Regions from separate parts of the Homo sapiens genome. Here region 2 is linked to region 1. Evidence: read pairs that join two places in POLR2A ChIA-PET (ENCODE). Cell type or tissue: K562. All regions are shown on one strand. Each heading gives the region's core, and the rest is flanking DNA. Links, peaks and the distances in the headings are about the cores only.

Evidence for each region. Peaks named below come from ENCODE experiments on the same cell type or tissue, not always from the same donor. Only the 100,000 strongest peaks of a DNase experiment are listed, where the experiment ranks them.
Region 2: POLR2A ChIA-PET joins it to region 1 with 6 read pairs; 5 of 35 experiments call an interaction of 5 or more read pairs at or near these places.

What each region holds. Positions count from the first base shown.
Region 1 is chr19:50,770,255-50,775,621 of GRCh38, forward strand. It overlaps GPR32 (G protein-coupled receptor 32), which reads left to right and starts at 210. Exons shown (of 1, transcript NM_001506.2): 1 at 210-1,478. The coding sequence starts at 347. The coding sequence ends at 1,417. In K562, for the core only: no CTCF peak of the experiment used is centred there; a DNase peak (open chromatin) is centred at 2,347.
Region 2 is chr19:50,661,462-50,666,828 of GRCh38, forward strand. SHANK1 (SH3 and multiple ankyrin repeat domains 1) reads right to left here. Exons shown (of 24, transcript NM_016148.5): 23 at 4,731-5,367; 24 at 1-1,221. The coding sequence ends at 504. Among named protein-coding and RNA genes, the nearest start is that of C19orf81, 15 kb to the left of the region's middle. RefSeq lists enhancers at 305-963, 964-1,621. In K562, for the core only: a CTCF peak has its summit at 2,166; a DNase peak (open chromatin) is centred at 2,146.

The DNA.
Region 1 (5,367 bases), core at 252-5,251:
TGGGAGGCTGAGGCAGGAAAATTGCTTGAACCTTGGAGGTGGAGGTTGCAGTGAGCCGAGATCATACCATTGCACTACAGCCTGGGTGACAGAGAGAGCAAGACTCTGTGTCAAAAAAAAAAAAAAAAAAAAAAGGTAAAAAAATTAGCCAGGCATGGTGGTAAGTGCCTGTAGTCCCAGCTACTCCAGGAGGCTGAGGGGGGAGGATCTCTTGAGCCTAGGAGGTGGAGGCTGCAGTGATCTGTGATTGTACCTTTGCACTCCAGCCTGGGTGACAGAGCATGACGCTGTCTCTAAAAGAATAATAATAATAAGCATTCCATAAAAATTATGGAATGGAGAAATCATGAATGGGGTCTCGGAGGGGACCAGAGGCTGCAGTGACAGGCAACCTGGGGTCCTGACACGTGATCGCTCTTGTTCCAGGAAGATGAACTCTTCCGGATGCCTGTCTGAGGAGGTGGGGTCCCTCCGCCCACTGACTGTGGTTATCCTGTCTGCGTCCATTGTCGTCGGAGTGCTGGGCAATGGGCTGGTGCTGTGGATGACTGTCTTCCGTATGGCACGCACGGTCTCCACCGTCTGCTTCTTCCACCTGGCCCTTGCCGATTTCATGCTCTCACTGTCTCTGCCCATTGCCATGTACTATATTGTCTCCAGGCAGTGGCTCCTCGGAGAGTGGGCCTGCAAACTCTACATCACCTTTGTGTTCCTCAGCTACTTTGCCAGTAACTGCCTCCTTGTCTTCATCTCTGTGGACCGTTGCATCTCTGTCCTCTACCCCGTCTGGGCCCTGAACCACCGCACTGTGCAGCGGGCGAGCTGGCTGGCCTTTGGGGTGTGGCTCCTGGCCGCCGCCTTGTGCTCTGCGCACCTGAAATTCCGGACAACCAGAAAATGGAATGGCTGTACGCACTGCTACTTGGCGTTCAACTCTGACAATGAGACTGCCCAGATTTGGATTGAAGGGGTCGTGGAGGGACACATTATAGGGACCATTGGCCACTTCCTGCTGGGCTTCCTGGGGCCCTTAGCAATCATAGGCACCTGCGCCCACCTCATCCGGGCCAAGCTCTTGCGGGAGGGCTGGGTCCATGCCAACCGGCCCAAGAGGCTGCTGCTGGTGCTGGTGAGCGCTTTCTTTATCTTCTGGTCCCCGTTTAACGTGGTGCTGTTGGTCCATCTGTGGCGACGGGTGATGCTCAAGGAAATCTACCACCCCCGGATGCTGCTCATCCTCCAGGCTAGCTTTGCCTTGGGCTGTGTCAACAGCAGCCTCAACCCCTTCCTCTACGTCTTCGTTGGCAGAGATTTCCAAGAAAAGTTTTTCCAGTCTTTGACTTCTGCCCTGGCGAGGGCGTTTGGAGAGGAGGAGTTTCTGTCATCCTGTCCCCGTGGCAACGCCCCCCGGGAATGATGGAAGACTTCAGCTGGAAGCTGGAAGCCGTCCTTCTTAGTTTGCTTGTGGCCTCTTACCTTGACTGGCTTCTAAAACCCTGCCAAATCCTGCCTCTTCTTTCAGGAAGTCTTCCAGCAACCCCTCATCTAAAGCTCTGTGGTAGAGACAGCTACTTACTCCCCAGTGTCCATTCTTCCCCGCCCCCCCCCCCTTTTTTTTTTGAGATAGAGTCTTGCTCTGTCACCAGGCTGGACTGCAGTGGCGCGATCTCGGCTCACTGCAACCTCTGACTTTCTGGTTCAAGCAATTCTGCCTCAGCCTCCCGAGTAGCTGGGATTACAGGCACGTGCCACCACGCCCAGATAATTTTTGTATATTTTTTAGTAGAGACGGGGTTTAACCACGTTGGCCAGGATGGTCTCAATCTCCTGACCTTGTGATCCGCCTGCCTCGGCCTCCCAAAGGGCTAGGATTACAGGCGTGAGCCACTGCACCTGGCCCATTCTTTCCCTCTCTTTTTCTTTTTTTTAAAAATTTTTTAAAGACAGGGTCTGATTTTGTCACCCAGGCTGGAGCGCAGTGGCAAAATCTCGGCTCACTGCAGCCTTGACCTTCAGGGCTCAAGCCATTCTCCTGCCTCAGGACTCCCCACGCCCCACCCCCCACCTCCCCTCACCCTGCCTAGTACCTGGGACTATAGGCATGTGCTACCTGGGTAATTTGTAGACACGGGGTTTCATCATGTTGCCCAGAGTGGTCTCAAACTCCTGAGTTCAAGTGATCCTCCAGCCTCGGCTCCCAAAACTACTGGGATTACAGGTGTGAGCCACAGCACCTGGCCTCCCCTTTTTTGGTAGTAAAACTCCTGTGTTCTAATGAGGCACGGTGCTTAACTAGAAAAAAGGAAAGACTACATTTCCCAGTATCCTTTGCATGTAGGTACAACCATGTGACTGCTTTCTGACCAATAGGATGTAAGAGGCAGCAATCAATGTAACTTCCTTCAAGGGCCCCTTAAATGGAAGGGGTCTGCCCTCCATTTCCCCATTTCCCCCTTTCTATTGTCCGGAATGCAGATGTATCAGTTACCTTTTGCTGTGTAACAAAAACCTTCCATGTTTAGAGGCTTAAAAATATAAGTTTTTTTTTTTTTTCTGATAGGGTCTTGCTCTGTTGCTCAGGCTGGAGTGCAGTGGTGTGATCACAACTCACTGCCACCTCAATCTCCCAGGCTCAAGTGGTCCTCTCACCTCAGCCTCCTGAGTAGCTGGCATGTGCCACCCCATGCCAGGCTAATTTTGTATTTTCAGTAGAGATGGGGTTTCTCCATGTTGGCCAGGCCGGTCTCAAAATCCTGACCTTGAATGATCTGCCCGCTTCAGCCTCCCAAAGTGCTGGAATTACAGGCATGAGCCACCACACCTGGGCAGAACTACTTCTTTGAATCATGAGCAAGTGGTGTGACAGCTTCTGGATTGCATGACATTTTTCTTTTGCCTCGACCTAGAGCCAAGGGAATGGCCTGTTGTGACCAGGGACCACTGGGACTTCAATCCCCAGAAAGGACTATTCTTTACATGCATCAGTTTGGTTTTGGGGTGTTTTAAGTAACAGAAAACCTGACTCCAACTGGCTTCAACAATAAGGAAATTTATCAAGTCACTTCACACAAGTTCCAGAGGTTGGCAGCATAATTAATAGTTAAGGGGTAGATTCAGCTGTTGCAGGAGAGACACAAAATAACAGTGGCTTCAATGAGCTGGGATTTGAAACCTCCCCTTTCACAACCTGGGTGTAAGCATCTCAGGGCTGGCCTAGGGACTCCCGGGGGACACGGTAGCTTTGCATCAGGGCTGCTGTGGCAGATTACACAAATGGCCCCCGTTCTGCATACCTTCCTGCATGCGTGCTCCTTAGCAATGTCACTCTTTAGATTTTCCCATCAAGGGGTGGAGTCCTTTCCTCACACCTTGAATCTAAGCCAGGCTCGTGACTTGCTTTTTGACCAGTAGCTTGAGTGCTAGTCACCTTGTGCAGAGTTCTGAGCCTCCCCCTCATACTTTCCTTACTCTTGGAACCCTCCCCAACCATCACACGAAAAAGCCAGCCTGCAGGATGATAAGAGCTATGTCTCTAGTAAACATACAAAAATTAGCCGGGCATGGTGGCAGACACCTGTAATCCCAGCTACTTGGGAGACTGAGGCAGGAGAATCGCTTGAACCTGGGAGACAGAGGTTGCAGTGAGGCAAGATCTCATCACTGCACTCCAGGCTGTGTGACTGAGACTCTGTCTCAAAAAAAAAAAAAAAAAGAAAGAAAGAAAAAGAAAATAAAAGAAATGTAAAAGAAAAAAAAAAAAAGCAGCAGCTCTGACTTGCCCTGAGAACTCCACCTCTCAGAGCCTCGGTTGCCCCAAGTCTATAAAATAGAAGCAAGTGTTTCCATCTTCTGGATGAGGAGATTAAATGACACAGTGACTGAGTGCCAGGAAACACAGACGCACCTTAAAAAAATTAACTCCTGTGGGAGGCTGAGCGGGGAGGATTGCTTGAGCCCAGGAATTCGAGACCAGCCTGGGCAACATGATGACACCCCATCTGTACAAGAGATTGGCATGGTGACGCATGCCTGTAGTACTGGCTACGTGGGAGTCTGAGATAGGAGGATCACTTAAGCCTGGGCTGTGGAGGTTGCAATGAGCTGAGATCGTGCCACTGCACTCCAGCCTGGGTGACACAGTGAGTCTCTCTCTCTAACTCTCTCTCTCTCTCTCTGTCACACACACACACACACACAGAAAGAGAGAGAGAGAGAGAGAGAGAGAGAGACCTACCTATTCTGTTGACTAGTGGATCTGATTAAAAATAAATAAACTGGGGAAAGTATTATTTAAAAAAAAAAACTTGAAAGTGATGAGAAATAGTCCTCCCTTTCATTCCAAATCCTCCATTGTTACTTTTTCTCACGAGAAAACTGTTACCAGTTTTTTGTGTATCCAACCCATGCATAAGCACTTTCTTTCTTTCTTTTTTTTTTTTTTTTTTTTTGAGACAGAGTCTTTCTCTGTTGCCTAGGCTGGAGTGCAGCAGTGAGATCTCGGCTCACCGCAGCCTCCGCCTCCCGGGGTTCAAGTGATTCTCCTGCCTCAGCCTCCCGAGTAGCTGGGATTACAGACACCCACCATCATGTCCAGCTAACTTTTGTATTTTTGTAGAGACAGGGTTTCACCATGTTGACCAGGCTGGTCTTGAACTCCTGACCTCAGGTGGTCTGCCCGCCTTGGCTTCCCAAAGTGCCTGGGATTATAGGCGTGAGCCACCGCTCCCAGTGCATAAGCACTTTCAACACAAATAGAGCATGCCATAGCTATGATTCTACATCGTGAGTATTTTCCAAAGAGTATACCTTTGGGACGGCAATACATAAGATATCTAGCACATGACTTTTCAATGGTGGTGGCTAAGTATTCCCTTATATGTATATACTGTGCACGGAAGTAGTGTTCCCTAATCCCCTACTGATGAGTTGCTTTGAATTTGATGCAATGATATTTTTGAAACTTTGAAAATTATTCAATAAAACACACATTCTGAACAATACATAAAGAAAATAGAATGGGGGGAATTTGTTTGATTTATCACTAAGTGAACAACCAGGCAACCCAGCCATAAAACAATGTGGCCACCCCAGGGCTCCCCTCCCACCTCCTCGCCCTCTCAGTCAGTCCTCCATCTCCTTTAAAGATAACTTTTGTTTTGTTTTGTTTTGTTTTGTTTTCTGAGATGGAGTCTCCCTCTGTCATTCAGGCAGGAGTGTAGTGGTGCGATCTCAGCTCACTGCAACCTCCGCCTCCCGGGTTCAAGTGATTCTCCTGCCTCAGCCTCCCTAGTAGCTGGGATTACAGGCATGTGCCACCTCATCTGGCTAATTTTTTTTTTTTTTGTATTTTTAGTAGAGATGGGGTTT
Region 2 (5,367 bases), core at 179-5,178, 110 kb before region 1:
CGTGCAAGAGGCTGAGGGGGGCAGCTGTGTGTGCTGGGGAGAGGGGAAGGGGGGAGAGCTGAGGGGCCTGGAGAGAGTGGGAAGGGTTGTTAGAGGGGTGGCAGGTGGTGGAATCCGAGGGCACCCCCTTCCCCTGCGGCCTGGGGGACAGTCCCCATCCAATCGGGCTCAGGGCTGACCCTCTATGGCTCTGTCTATCCCCTCCCCCCAGAATAGGCCCTTCCCTCCTTCTCAATTCCCCTCTGTAATTTCTCCTATCCCCCCTCCGCTCCCCGCTTCACACACACACACACACTCTTGTGTCAGCTGCCCCCCTTCAGTGAGGTGCAAATGTCCGGCCTGGATTGGGCCACCTGGTGACCTCTGGCCTTGGGAGATGAGGGCAGGGCGCAGTTTGAACAGAGTCCCTGGCCCGGGGAGAGAATGACAGTCAGGGGTCAGAGGTCAAGAGGCCAGCAGGCTCAAGAGTTCTGTGGACGGGGCTGGTCCGTCCAGGCCAGCCATCACCTCTCCAGGAAGAATTTGAGAGCCCGGTCGATGTTCATGCGGTGGCCCACCCTGGTCACACCTAGATCGACGTAGTCCTCCTTGGTCAAGGCGGGCAGGTGGGAGCCATCGATCTCGTGGTCCAGGAACTGGGCTCGGTGCTCCGCCAAACCCAGCCACTCCAGCCAATCAGCCACGTCGAACTTGGTCCAGAACCCCAGAGGTTTAGCGCCAAACGGCTTGTCCGGGGGCAGCGAGAGCAGGCGGGTCGGTGAGAGGGAGCGCGAGGCCCCTGACAAGGCTCCCCCGAGCCCCCCGGATATCCCCGGGTGTGGCGGCACAAAGACTGGGGCGAAGGGGTCAGCCGAGCCTCCTGCCCCTCCAGTTGGGGAGCCACGGATGTCAAAGAGGCCTGGGTAGAGGGGTCCGGAAGGCAGGATGGGCAGGGACGAGGGCCTGGGCGCAGGGCTGACCTTGTGCTCCGAGGCGGGCAGCAGCGAGGGGCTGGGGGCCCGGCGGAGCAGAGGGGGCCGCATCTCGAACTCCACGCCCTGGAGGTGGCGGGTGGACGTGGAGGAGGAGGAGGCTGAGGGTGAGGTGGCCCCTGGGGCCGCAGCGGCTGTAGGGGAGACCCCTGTTCCGGTGGGGAGTGGCGGCAGAGGTGGTTTGGGCCAGTTCTGAAACAGGCTGCTGACAGGCTTGGAGAGGAGTGAGGACTGGGAGTCGTCGGAGAGTCTGGAATGTGACAAGGGGGCAGTGGGGGAGGACAGGGATTTAGGGGGCAAGGGCAGGGGTGAGAAAGAGGCAGAGGTCAAGATATAGGGAGAGAGGAGGAGAGACATAAGGGTAGGGGGAGAGACGGAGGAGAGACGGGAAGAAATGGAGGGAGCAAGGGGTAAGACGGCCGGCCGTCGAGGAAAGAAATGAAGGGAGAGAAAGATGAGAGGACAGGGAGAGGGCGACAGTTAAGAGAGATGAAAGAAAAAGAGACATTAAGTGATAATAATAATAATCGTCACCGCTTACTGATGCTCACGTGTGCCAGGCATTGTTCTAAGTGCTTTACATGATTGCATCTCAGTTTAATCCCCACGACAGCCCTGATGCAGGTTACTATTATTATCAGCACAGAGAGGTTAAATAACTTGCCTAAGGACACACAGGAAGTGGCAGAGCCCGGTTATATGGCACCAAAGTCTGAGCTCTTCACCACTATTCTATACTGCCTTTCAGGTTATGGCCAGTCGTAGCAGAGTGAAAGATGGGGAGACAGTGAGAGAGAGACAAAAAGAGGGTGAGCATCCAGGGGAGAGAGATGGAAGGGACAGGGGACACAGAGAGAGAGAGATGAAGAGAGGGAGATGAAAGAGAGAAGAAACAAGGGGAGAAAAAGGTTCCCCTCATCCCTTTCGTTCCCTCCCCTCCAGCACTGTCCCACCTCAGGGCCTTTGAACTGGCTGCTCCCCCTGCCTGGCTCACTCTTGCCCTGGGCAGCTGCTCCCTCTCCACTTTCATTACTCTGCCCACCTTGCCTGTTACATGAGAGACCTTCTCCACCCATCCCATTGTGGTAGCTTTTTTTGTAGGATGGTTGCAATTATTTTGTTTACTGCCCCGCCCCCACTCCTATGTCCCTAGACTATGAGCCCTGTGGAGTTGCACAGTCTTTGCCTGTCCTGTCCAGCAGGGGATCCCATCACCCAGAAGGGCACTCTGCACACATAGGTCATGAGTCAATAATTAATGCAATTGTTGACTGAATTAAGCATCCTTCCTGTTGCTGCTACAAGCAGTGGAAAAAAAAAAAAAGAAAAGAAAAAAAAAATCCTCTTCTCTAACCAGAATACTTAAGAATAGTCAAGGAATTGCATTCAGTTCTTAAAGGCCTAATAAACCCACATTTGTTTGTTTATTTTTACAGCGTAGGAGCATTGATTCAAGTTGCTCTAATAATATACACTTCCTTTTTCTTTTCTTTCTCTCTCTCTCTCTCTTTTTTTTTTTTTTTTTAAGACAGGGTCTCACTTTGTTCCCCAGGCTGCAGTGCCTTGGTGTCATATCAGCTCACTGCAGCCTCAACCTTCCAGGCTCAAGTGATCCACCCACCTCAGCCTCCTGAGTAGCTGGGACTACAGAGGCAGGCCACTGTGCCCAGCCTCCTTTTTCTTTTCTTTCTTTTTTTTTTTTTTTCAACCTGGGAGCATAGATTTAAGTTGCCCCAAATATACACTCCCTGAACCCACATTTGAAGGTCAGACACATTTGGATAGCAGACCTTCAAACAGAATTCAAGTGAACTCTGTAGATGGACAAGGATATTTAAAACCTGCTCCCAACCCTCTGTGTATCTGAAGCAGAAATGTAACTCTACTTTCTCTAGGACTAGAAGGTCTTGAATGGGCTCGAATTCTGCGACGATGCAGCTGACTGGCTGCTCTGGGAAGCATCTGCATCATCCCGTATTTCCCCACGTAGAAGTTGCTGGGCTCTTGTTCGAGGCCCCCTCTTCCCCCATCCCATGTTACAACAATGGCACACACTAAATCCTCTCAAAAACTCTTTGGGCTGGCACTAGGCCATTCCACTTCTACAGAGAGGTGGATTCATTTGCCTAAGATCACCCAGGTAGAAAGTGCAGGGTTGGGACTGGAAGCTGAGAAGGTGGGCTCTAGAACCACACCTATAACTGCATCCTGTCTTGAACCACACTGGCTTCAAGGGACTCACAGATTTCAGGGACTGTCAGAAAGAAGTGGCAGCTCACCAAGGAAACAAACATAAGCAGGTCTCACTCCAGTCTCCTTTGTTAATAACTTTTTTTTTTTGAGACGGAGTCTCACTCTGTCACCCAGGCTGGAGCACAGTGGTGCAATCTTGGCTCACTGCAACCTCGGCCTCCCGGGTTCAAGTTATTCTCCTGCCTCAGCCTACTGAGGAGCTAGGACTACAGGTGCCCACCACCATGACCGGCTAATTTTTTGTATTTTTTTTAGTAGAGATGGGGTTTCACCGTGTTAGCCAGGATGGTCTCGATCTTCTGACCTCATGATCCACCCGCCTCAGCCTCCCAAAGTGCTGGGATTACAGGCGTGAACCACCACGCCCAGCCTGTTAATAACTTTTTGTTCATCATGGGATGTAGGTTGTGATGGTGATGGGCAGAGACAACAGAAGCTACTGAAATAAATGGAAATTTAAAGGCTGGACCCAGTGGCTTACACCTGTAATCACACTTTGGGAGGTCAAGGCAGGAGGATCACTTAAGCCCAGGAGTTTGAAACTAGCCTGGTCAACGTAGCTTGTCTCTACAAAAAGTTAAAGAAAAAATGGCCAGGGCCAGGCATGCTGGCTCATGTGTGGAATCTCAGCACTTTGGGAGACCGAGGTGGGATGAATCACCTTAGGTCAGGAGTTCAAGACCAGCCTGGCCCACGTGGCAAAACCCCTCATCTCTACTAAAAATACAAAAATTTGCCGGGCATGGTGGCGGGCACCTGTAATCGCAGCTACTCAGGAGGCTGAGGCTGGAGAATCGTTTGAACCTGGGAGGCAGAAGTTGCAGTGAGCTGAGATTGTACCACTGCACTCCAGCCTGGGCAATAGAGTGAGACTCTGTCTCAAAAAAAAAAAAAAAAAAAAAAAAAAGAAGAAGAAAAGAAAAATTGGCCAGGCATAGTGGCGTGCACCTATAGTCCCAGAGGATTGCTTGAGCCCAGGAGTTTGAGGCTGCAAGTGAGCTATGATTACACCACTGCACTCCAGCCGGGTGACAGAGTGAGACCCTGTTTCTAAAAAAAAAAAAAAAGCCAGGCATGTTGGCTCATGCCTGTAATCCCAGCACTTTGGGAGGCCAAGGCGGATGGATCACCTGAGGTTGGGAGTTCGAGACCAGCCTGACCAACATGGAGAAACCCCATCTCTACTAAAAATACAAAATTAGCTGGGTGTGGTGGCATGGGAGGCTGAGGCAGGAGAATCGCTTGAACCCGGGAGGCAGAGGTTGTGGTGAGCCGAGATCACGCCATTGCACTCCAGCCTGGGCAACAAGAGTGAAACTCCCTCTCAAGAAAAGAAAAGAAAAAAAAAAAAAGAAAAAGAAAATATTTGTGAAAGCATGCTTCTGTGACAGCAAACTCCTGCCAACCTGGTTTCTGTTTCCTTTCTGCCACCCTGAGACCCTAAAGGGACACAGCCATGCCATCAACACCTCTGGCCTCCCTTGTTGGCCACCAGCCCCCGCTTACCTCTGCCGCTGCAGGGAGGAGGTCCTCTCGGGGACATAGCTGGCTCCCCCGTGGTGGCTGTCTCCGCCTCCCCCACTGCCTCCTCGGGCCCAGGGCAGAGCGCCGCCAGCTGCCGAGGAGCCCCCAAACTGCTGAAGCTTGGAGCTGAGTTCACTGATGATGCTGGCTTTTACTGTGGCCAAGGCTGAGGCCTGAGGCTGGGCCAAGGGCCCGGGCAGAGGTGGTGGCGGTGGGCCCGGGCCCTCCTCCCAGGGCAGCAGCTTCCGGGGCAGAGAGGAGGCCGTCGGCAAGGGCACCGGTGGGACTTCTGGCTCTACAGCCACCGGACCCCCCGCCACGCCTGCCGTGGGGGGTCCTGAACAAGCACGCAGGGCCAGCAGCCCATCGGTTCCAGCCCCTGTCACCGAGACGGTGGGGCTGGTGGGGGTAACAGGGTCTCGGAGTCCCCCGCTGGGGCCAGGCCGCAGGCCTCCGCTGGCTCCTAGCGCCCGGCCCCGGAGCTTAGAGGGAGTCATGAGCTGAGGAGGGTATGGCGGGCCGGGAGTACTGCTGCCCCCAAAGGCCTGGCCGTCCAGGTAGGCCACATAGGTGTCCAGAAGCTCCGGCCCACTGGCCACACCGGCCCCAGCCCCGCCCC